2 separate regions of the Homo sapiens genome follow, and region 2 is linked to region 1. A link is an interaction called in ENCODE POLR2A ChIA-PET data of the cell type or tissue named here. Cell type or tissue: GM12878. All regions are shown on one strand.

The links. Peaks named below come from ENCODE experiments on the same cell type or tissue, not always from the same donor. Only the 100,000 strongest peaks of a DNase experiment are listed, where the experiment ranks them.
Region 2: POLR2A ChIA-PET joins it to region 1 with 5 read pairs; 2 of 35 experiments call an interaction of 5 or more read pairs at or near these places.

The regions. Positions count from the first base shown.
Region 1 is chr1:56,105,158-56,109,157 of GRCh38, forward strand. All of the region lies in intron 1 of LOC105378741 (a long non-coding RNA gene), which reads right to left. Among named protein-coding and RNA genes, the nearest start is that of LINC01755, 160 kb to the left of the region's middle. In GM12878, no CTCF peak of the experiment used is centred here; a DNase peak (open chromatin) is centred at 1,824.
Region 2 is chr1:56,156,828-56,160,827 of GRCh38, forward strand. LOC124904188 (a long non-coding RNA gene) reads right to left here and starts at 1,554. Exons shown (of 2, transcript XR_007066109.1): 1 at 1-1,554. In GM12878, no CTCF peak of the experiment used is centred here; no DNase peak of the experiment used is centred here.

The DNA.
Region 1 (4,000 bases):
TATCTAGATCACTCAAATTTTCTCCATATCAGCAACAAGGTCATTTCACTTTCCTATCATTTGTGTGTTCACTGGAGGAGAACTTTTCATTTCCTTCAAGAACTTTTTCTTTGCATTCACAACTTGGCTAAACATTTGGCAGAAGGTGCCTAGTATTCAGCTTATCTTGGCCTTTAACATGGTTTCCTCACTAAACTTAATTATTTCTAGCTTTTGATTTAAAGTGAGAAACATTAGGCTCTTTTTTTCACTTGAACACTTAGAAGCCATTATAAGGTTATTAAATGGTCTAATTTCAACGTTTCCTCTTAGAGAATAGGGATACCTGAGGAAAGGAAAAGAGACAGAGGAACAGGTGGTTGGTGGAGCAGTCAGAACACACACATTTATTGATTAACATCACCGTCTTATATGGGTATGGTTTGTGGTGACCCACAACAATCCCAATAGTAACATCAAAGGATCACTGATCACAGGGAGATTGAGTGACTTCTGTCCTGGTGAGGTAACAACAGAAAGAATCCCCTCCACCAAGAAGGCTGCCCTTCCCAAATCCTCCTCAAATTGGCCTGCGTGGTAGTCTCCCAAGATATTTCTTTTCCTCCTTAGTGATATACAACTTTTGTTCATTTTGGTCATAGGAGAAATTCCAAGAAATAAGAGAGGTAAGTTGAAGTGACTGACAAAGGATGGAATGCCACAGCTGTTGAGGTTGAGAGGTAGGCTCAGCAGTCCACCCTTGTGTGATCTTGAGCAAGCTCAGTGACCTCAGAGCCTATGTTTCTCACTGGTTAAATGAATATAACACAGGTGGCTGGGGAAAATTGTGGACAGGTGACAGGACTAACGTGCAGCTCCCACTTGGATGGACAGAACAGTGTGTGGAGACTCACACTGTGAAGTTTTGCTCCAAGAACCACTGCAGGGACATACCAGGAAAACCAAAAGAATTCACAGACCCTTTGAAAGAAGCAGTTTGCCACTATGAACTCCCGAGACAGCTGAAAACCTGTGAGTTCCCAAAGTGTGAGGGGGGGAAAAGTCCACTTTGAATTCTTATCCCCATTGAGGAAAATGGAAATCCAGATCATAGGAGAAGAATTTAACCTTACCTAAAGCTGAAATGGATATAGGGAGCCAAGTGAAATATAAAAGCAGAAGCAGCAGAAGGAAGAGCCCTGTAGGCACTCCTGGTCATCAGCTCGAGCCCAGGAAAGCCATCCCTGGCTTTATTACCTCAAAGGGGTCCTTGGAGAAAGCAGCCAGTGAAATTGGGCAGGGGCCACAAGGTGAAGGAAGCTTCTAGTTTATTACAATTAAATTTTGTAATAACTTTGACTGAGCATGAATTTTCCTGAGTAGAATCTGGGTTTGAGGGGGGCAGACAGGAAGTGCAGATACAAGCACAGAAGTGACAGTTGATGGTGAGGGCAGGTGGGGAAAGGAGAGGACTGAGAGCCCTGCTTGCTTTCTCAGAAGGGAGGCTTGTAGCCTTGGGCAAAATATCAGCCCTGCTCACAGGCTGCCTGGATATAAACTTGGTGCTGTTAGTGGGGCACAGTGAGAGTGAGACTGGCCTTGCTGGCTGCGTGGGAACTAAGTGAGGCCTGTCACTGCCGGCTTTTCCCCACTTCCCTGGTGACCTGTATGACATAGCAGAGGCAGCCATAATCCCCCTGGGAACATAACTCCATTGGCCTGAGAACCAACACCCATCCCCCACAGTGGCCACATCAAGCCCTGCTCAAGGAAAGTCTGAGCTCAGACCTGCTTAACCCTGTCCCCAACTGATGGTTTTTCTCTACCTGCCCTGGTAGGCAAAGCAAAAGACATGAACACTTGGGAACTCTATGGCCCTGCCAATTGCCTGAGAAACCCAAGTACTTATCCTGGCCAATGTAGGACAAGCTTATATCCCCCTTCTATTACCACAGTTGGTGCTCTCTTCAAAGTGCCACCTCCTGGCTGGAGGCCAACTAACTCAAGCCATTACAGCAACTCAAAACAGAACAACTCTGCTACAAATAAGGAAAAAACAACAGTTAATTCTACTGCCTGCAACACCATGGCTAATCAGAGGTCCTGAGTCTATCTGTGTGACAACTTCACTGCTAGCATAACCAGCATTCAAGAAAACCAGTGCACTAAACAAAACTACAACCAAGGACTCCCACAGAGTCCACTTCACTCCCCTGCCACCTGCACTAGAGCAGGTGGGGGTATTCATGGCTGGGAGACCTGAAGACAGATCACATCAGAGGACTCTTTGCAGACATTCTCCAGCATCAGCCAGGAGCCCAGGAGCCCCAGTGGGTAGCTAGACTCAGAAAGATAAAAACAATTGCTACACTCTGGCTCTCAGGAAACCTGGTCATGAAGGGAAGGAGGAGAGCACCACATCAAGGGATCACCCCATGGGACAAAAGAATCTGAATGGCAGTCCTTGAGTTTTAGATCTTTCCACTAAAACTGTCTACCCAAATGAGAAAAAATCAGAAAAGTAATTCTGGTAATATGAGAAAACAAGGTTCTATAAAACCCTCAAAAATCACACTAGCTCTCCATCAGTGGATCCCAACCAAGAAGAAATCTCTGAATTGCCAGATAAAGATTCATAAGGTTGATTATTAAGCTACTCAAAGAGGTACCAGAGAAAGGTGAAAACCAACTTAAAGAAATAAAAAAAATACATGATATGGATGAAAATGTCTCCAGAGAAATAGATATCACAATGAAAAGACAATTGCAACTTCTGGAAATGATAAATTCACTTAGATAAATGCAAAATACACTGGAAAGTTTCAACAATAGAATTGAACAAGTAGAAGAAAGAACATCAGAGCTCAAAGACAAGGCTTTTGAAGTAACCAAATCTGCCAGAGACAAAGAAAAAAGAATTTTCAAGAAATGAACAAGGCTCCAATAAATTAGAGATTATGGTAAATGACCAAGCATAAGAATAATTGGTGTTCCTCAGGAAGAAGAGAACTCTAAAGTTTGGAAAACTTATTTGAGGGAATAATTGAGGAAAATTCCTTGCTCTTGTTAGAGATCTAGACATCCAAATACAAGAAGCTCAAAGAACATCTGGGAAATTCATCACAAAGAGATCATTGCCTAGGCACATACTCATCAGGTTATTTAAACTCAAGACGAAGGAAAGAATCTTAAGAGCTGGGAGGCAAAAAGGAAAACCTATCAGAGTAAGAGCAAATGTCCCAACAGATACCCTACAAGATAGAAGGGATTGGAGTCCTATTTTTAGCCTCTTTGACAAGATAATTATCAGTCAAGAATTTTGTATCCAGTGAAACTAAGCTTCATAAATGAAGGAGAGACGAAGTCTTTTTCAGACAAGCAAATGCTGAGAGAATTTACCACTACCAAGCAAACACTACAAGTAATGCTAAAAGAAATTTGTTTCTAAATCTTGAAACAAAACCTCAAAATATACAAAAATAGAGCCTCCTGAAAGCATAAATCTCACAGGGCCTATAAAACTATAACACACACACACGCGCGCTCGTGCACACACACACACACGCACAAAAAGGTGACCAGGCAACAACTAGCATAATGAATAGAACAGTACCGTACATATCAATACTAACATGGAAAGTAAATGGTCTAAATGCACCACTTAAAAGATACAGAATGGGCCCAGCACAGTGGCTCATGCCTGTAATCCCAGACTTTGGGAGGCCAAGGCGGGCGGATCACAAGGTCAGGTGATCAAGACCATCCTGGCTAACATGGTGAAACTCCGTCCCTACTAAAAATACAAAAAGACTTAGCCGGGCATGGTGGCACATGCCTGGAGTCCCAGCTACTTGAGAGGCTGAGGCAGGAGAATCCCATGAACCCAGGAGACGGAGGTTGCAGTGAGCCAAGATTGCACCACTGCACTCCAGCCTGGGTGACAGAGCGAGACTCCATCTCAAAAAAAAAAAAAAAAAAAAAAAAAAAAAAGATATGGAAAGCCAGAATGGATAGAAATCAA
Region 2 (4,000 bases), 52 kb after region 1:
TACAGGCATGACCCACCGCACCCGGCCAATTACCTTATGTTCTTTCGGGTCTTTGATGGATGTTCTGTTTGCTTCAGAGGGACTCCTATCCTGGATTACCTTCAAGGTGAGCAAATAATGGTGGGGGCGAGGGGGGTGGTGCGGGGAGGACACAACTCTTCAGATTTGATGCTGTTTTGTCACAAACCTGATCAGTGATCTCAGCAATCAAGATGCAGAAATGAGTCATAGCGATAGCACTGTTCTGTACATGGGAGGCAGTGTCGTTGTGGGCAAAGGAAGTCTTGCACTAGGGAGCAAGAAGGACCAACATGGGAGGGCCCTCTCAAGCCCAGGTGGGAATTCAGCCCAGAGGCCTGGTGCAGCTTCACAGGAGAGCACAGCGGGGCTGCAGCGCAGGCCAAGTCTGGGAAATCTCTCTGCAGTTTCCTGTTCCCCAGCTGTATTTTATTGGCCAAGCCCACCTGCCCCAGCCCTCCCCTTTTCTAATACACCAAAAGTCACAGCAGCACCTCTGATTGTTTCTGCTACATTAAAACTGGCTGGAAAATGTGAAAATTCCCTCTATCTCAGGAGAGCAAGATGAATGAGTACAGGGAAGTTATTTTTAAATCTCCTCAAAATAAAAACAATGTCAGAGGTGGTCAGGAGAATGAAAGAAAAGTAAATAAATAAATATCCCAGGCAAGGAAAGGCATGAGAAGAAAATACTATGTGTTTTTATTTGGCTTGGTTTCTTTCAAATAAAAATGTTGTTTGGCCAATATTCTGAGTGAGAATTTCTTTTTTGGCAGTGAGTTGGCTGTGTTGAGGCTCTCTTTGCAGATCACCAGAGCACTTCAAACCCGGCACAGGATGTGAAGTGTGGTTACCTGCATTAAGCCTCACTGTCAGCCTAGGCCAGGCATGTGGTTTGAATTCCTCCCCAACTTTCCTTGACTAGTCCATTTATCTTCTTTGACAGGTAGTCCTGAGACTCTGTTCTAGCTCAGCCAAGTTGTTTCACTGTATGCTTGCCTCAGTTTCCTTGTATATAAAATGGGGCTACAATGGCTTGCGCAGCAGCCCTCTCCAAAGTGAAGGAAGCAGACCTCCCCTAGAGGGTGGGAGGCCAGAGAGTGCAGGGATGGACAACTTACAGGTGCATGGGCAGGAGGTGGGCATTTTCAGATGGAGCGTTTTAGGTGCTCATAGATGGGCCAATTAGCACCTTCCAGTTACTGCTAGGTGAGGGAAAGGTGAGAATAAAAGGATATTCACAACCTATAAAAATACAGGCCGGGCACGGTGGCTCACGCCTGTAATCCTAGCACTTTAGGAGGCCAAGGCAGGTGGATCACTGGAGGTCAGGAGTTTGAGACCAGCCTGGCCAATATGGTGAAACCCCATTTCTACTAAAAATACAAAAATTAGCCAGGCATGGTGGTGGGCACCTGTAGTTCCAGATACCCAGGAAGCTGAGGCAAAAGAATCGCTTGAATCCAGAAAGTGGAGGTTCCAGTGACCCAAGATCACGCCATTGCACTCCTGCCTGGGCAACAGAGTAAAACTCTGTCCATATACAAAAAGTATATATATATATGATATATATATATCATATATATATATCATATATATATGATATATATATATGATATATGTGTGATATATATGATATATATATTCATATATGACCTATCTATAGGAGAAAAAAACAAAAACTAAATATATATTTTAATTACCTTTACTAGGGAGAAACACACTAAATACAAATAAGGGGCCCATTCAATAGTAGTGGTGTGATAGTCATGCTTGAAGAATTTTATTTTTATCCATTCCTTTATTTAATTTTTTAATAAATACTTAGTAAATGTCTCCTGTACTCTCAGGCACTAACTTAGTACTATATATATATGTATGTGTATATACATACATATATATATATATGGAAAAAAAAACAATGACTGATGCATCTCTCTCCCAATGGGTCTTACATTCCAGGGGAGAAGAGAGACTTTAAGCAAAAATAAATAGATAAGTAAATAAAAATTCTGATAGATACTATAAAGAAAAAAATAAACTCCTCTGAAGAAAATCTCAGGGGTCCACTTGTGATTGTGGCATTTGAGCTAAGATCTGAAGATAGCAGGAGCTAGCTATGTGAACAGTGGGACAGAGAACATTCTAGGCAGAAGAAATGTGATGTACAAATGCACTTGACAAAGAAGATGCCAATGCATTTGGAGGTCAGGGAGCCGAGGTCCAAGATAGAGCTGGATAGGCAGGAAGGAACCAGATCATGCAGGGATCTGTAGGGGATGTTAAGATCTGTGGATTTCATTTTAGCTGTAATGGGGATTTGCAGAAGAGTTTTAAGCAGGGAAAAAAGAGAAAGTTTTAGGAGAGTGAAAATAGTGGGGCCAGCCAGGAGCTCTCTGAAGAGACGTGAGGTTGACGTGAACTAAATGGCCACAGTGGAAAGAGTTGGAGGCTCCAAGTTGTATTTAGGGGTAAAATGCAAAGGACCTGATGACTCATTGCATGAGTAGTAGCAAGGTTGAGAAGGTGGTAGGACAAGCTCCCAGAGTCCCAGTTTGAGCACTTGCATGGAAGAATGGTATTTACTGTGAATCAGTAAGCTGCTTTGAGGAGCTCACAGTCCAACCTTCAGAAAAGACTATTTGCCATGCAGATGCATATGTGCCATGCTTGAGGAATATGCAAAGCATTACATGAGTAGAAAGGAAGGAGACTATGAACCAGCATGCAGTTAGAAGAGGAGGCATCATACAAGGGGCACCCCTGGAGCTGTCACCTGAAAGACAGAGAGTGTTTAACAGATGGAAGGTAGAAGGTAAGTCTTTCAGGAAGAGGAAGAGCATTTAAAAAATATATAAGTAAAATTCCTGGCTGGGCGCAGTGGCTCACACCTGTAATCCCAGCACTTTGGGAGGGTAGGGTGGGGGTGGATCACGAGGTCAGGAGTTCAAGACCAGGCTGGCCAAGATGGTGAAACCCCATCTCTACTAAAAACACAAAACTTAGCCAGGCATGGTGGCAGCTGCCTGTCATCCCAGCTACTCAGGAGGCTGAGGCAGAGAATTGCTTGAACCCAGGAGGTGGAGGTTGCAGTGAGCCAAGATCATGCCACTGCACTCCAGCCTGGCCAACAGAGCAAGATCCCATCTAAAAATAAATAAATGAATAAATAAGTAAAATTCCCAATCTTACAGAACTTTTGAGATAATTTATGTGGAAGTACCTAAAACCATGTCTTGGATTTCATTGATGACGCTTACACCACTGTCACCAACCTGTCCAACAACAAAGGTTGTATGTGTAAATCTCATTCCTCTCCAGCCAAAGGGAGAATAAAATTCAAATAGACATCCCTGCCTCTTCCTTCCAAACCTAAGATATGTATATGAAATGATCAACATTTGCTCACCTGCAGGGCTGTTGACTGAAGCTTACAAAAAAGGAATTGATTTGTAAGTCTGGATGGTTTTATGTTTTGCATTTTAAAATTTTATTTCTTTATGTTTTAAAGTTAAGGTCATTTTTTAAATTCCTGCTCTCTCCATTTGTCTCTGTACATCCCTTGGTAACTTGCACAGGGCCTAGCACAAGGAGGTGTTCAACAAATATAACTAACAAATATGAGTCAGTAGAGCACATATAGGGGTCTCTGTCTCCTATTTTCCAGGCACTGTATTAGGTCAGGGTGTGCAGAGATAATTAAAGCAAGGTTTCTCTTCTCAAGGTCACAGACATAAATCTAAAGAAAAATATATGCATATACTTATATGCAGTGTGATAAATATGTGGAAATAAATATATATAGTCTCTCTTCCACTCCTTGACAAAATTCAGAAGTTAAAAGAATACAGCCAAACCAAAATATTTTTAAATTTATAAGCATTTGCAGGCTTGAAATCTCCAAAGCAAAGACTTGAGGGTACAAAAATCAGACTAAAGTGCAGTGAGTGGAATTCCTTGAAGTTACCCATAAATATTCGTC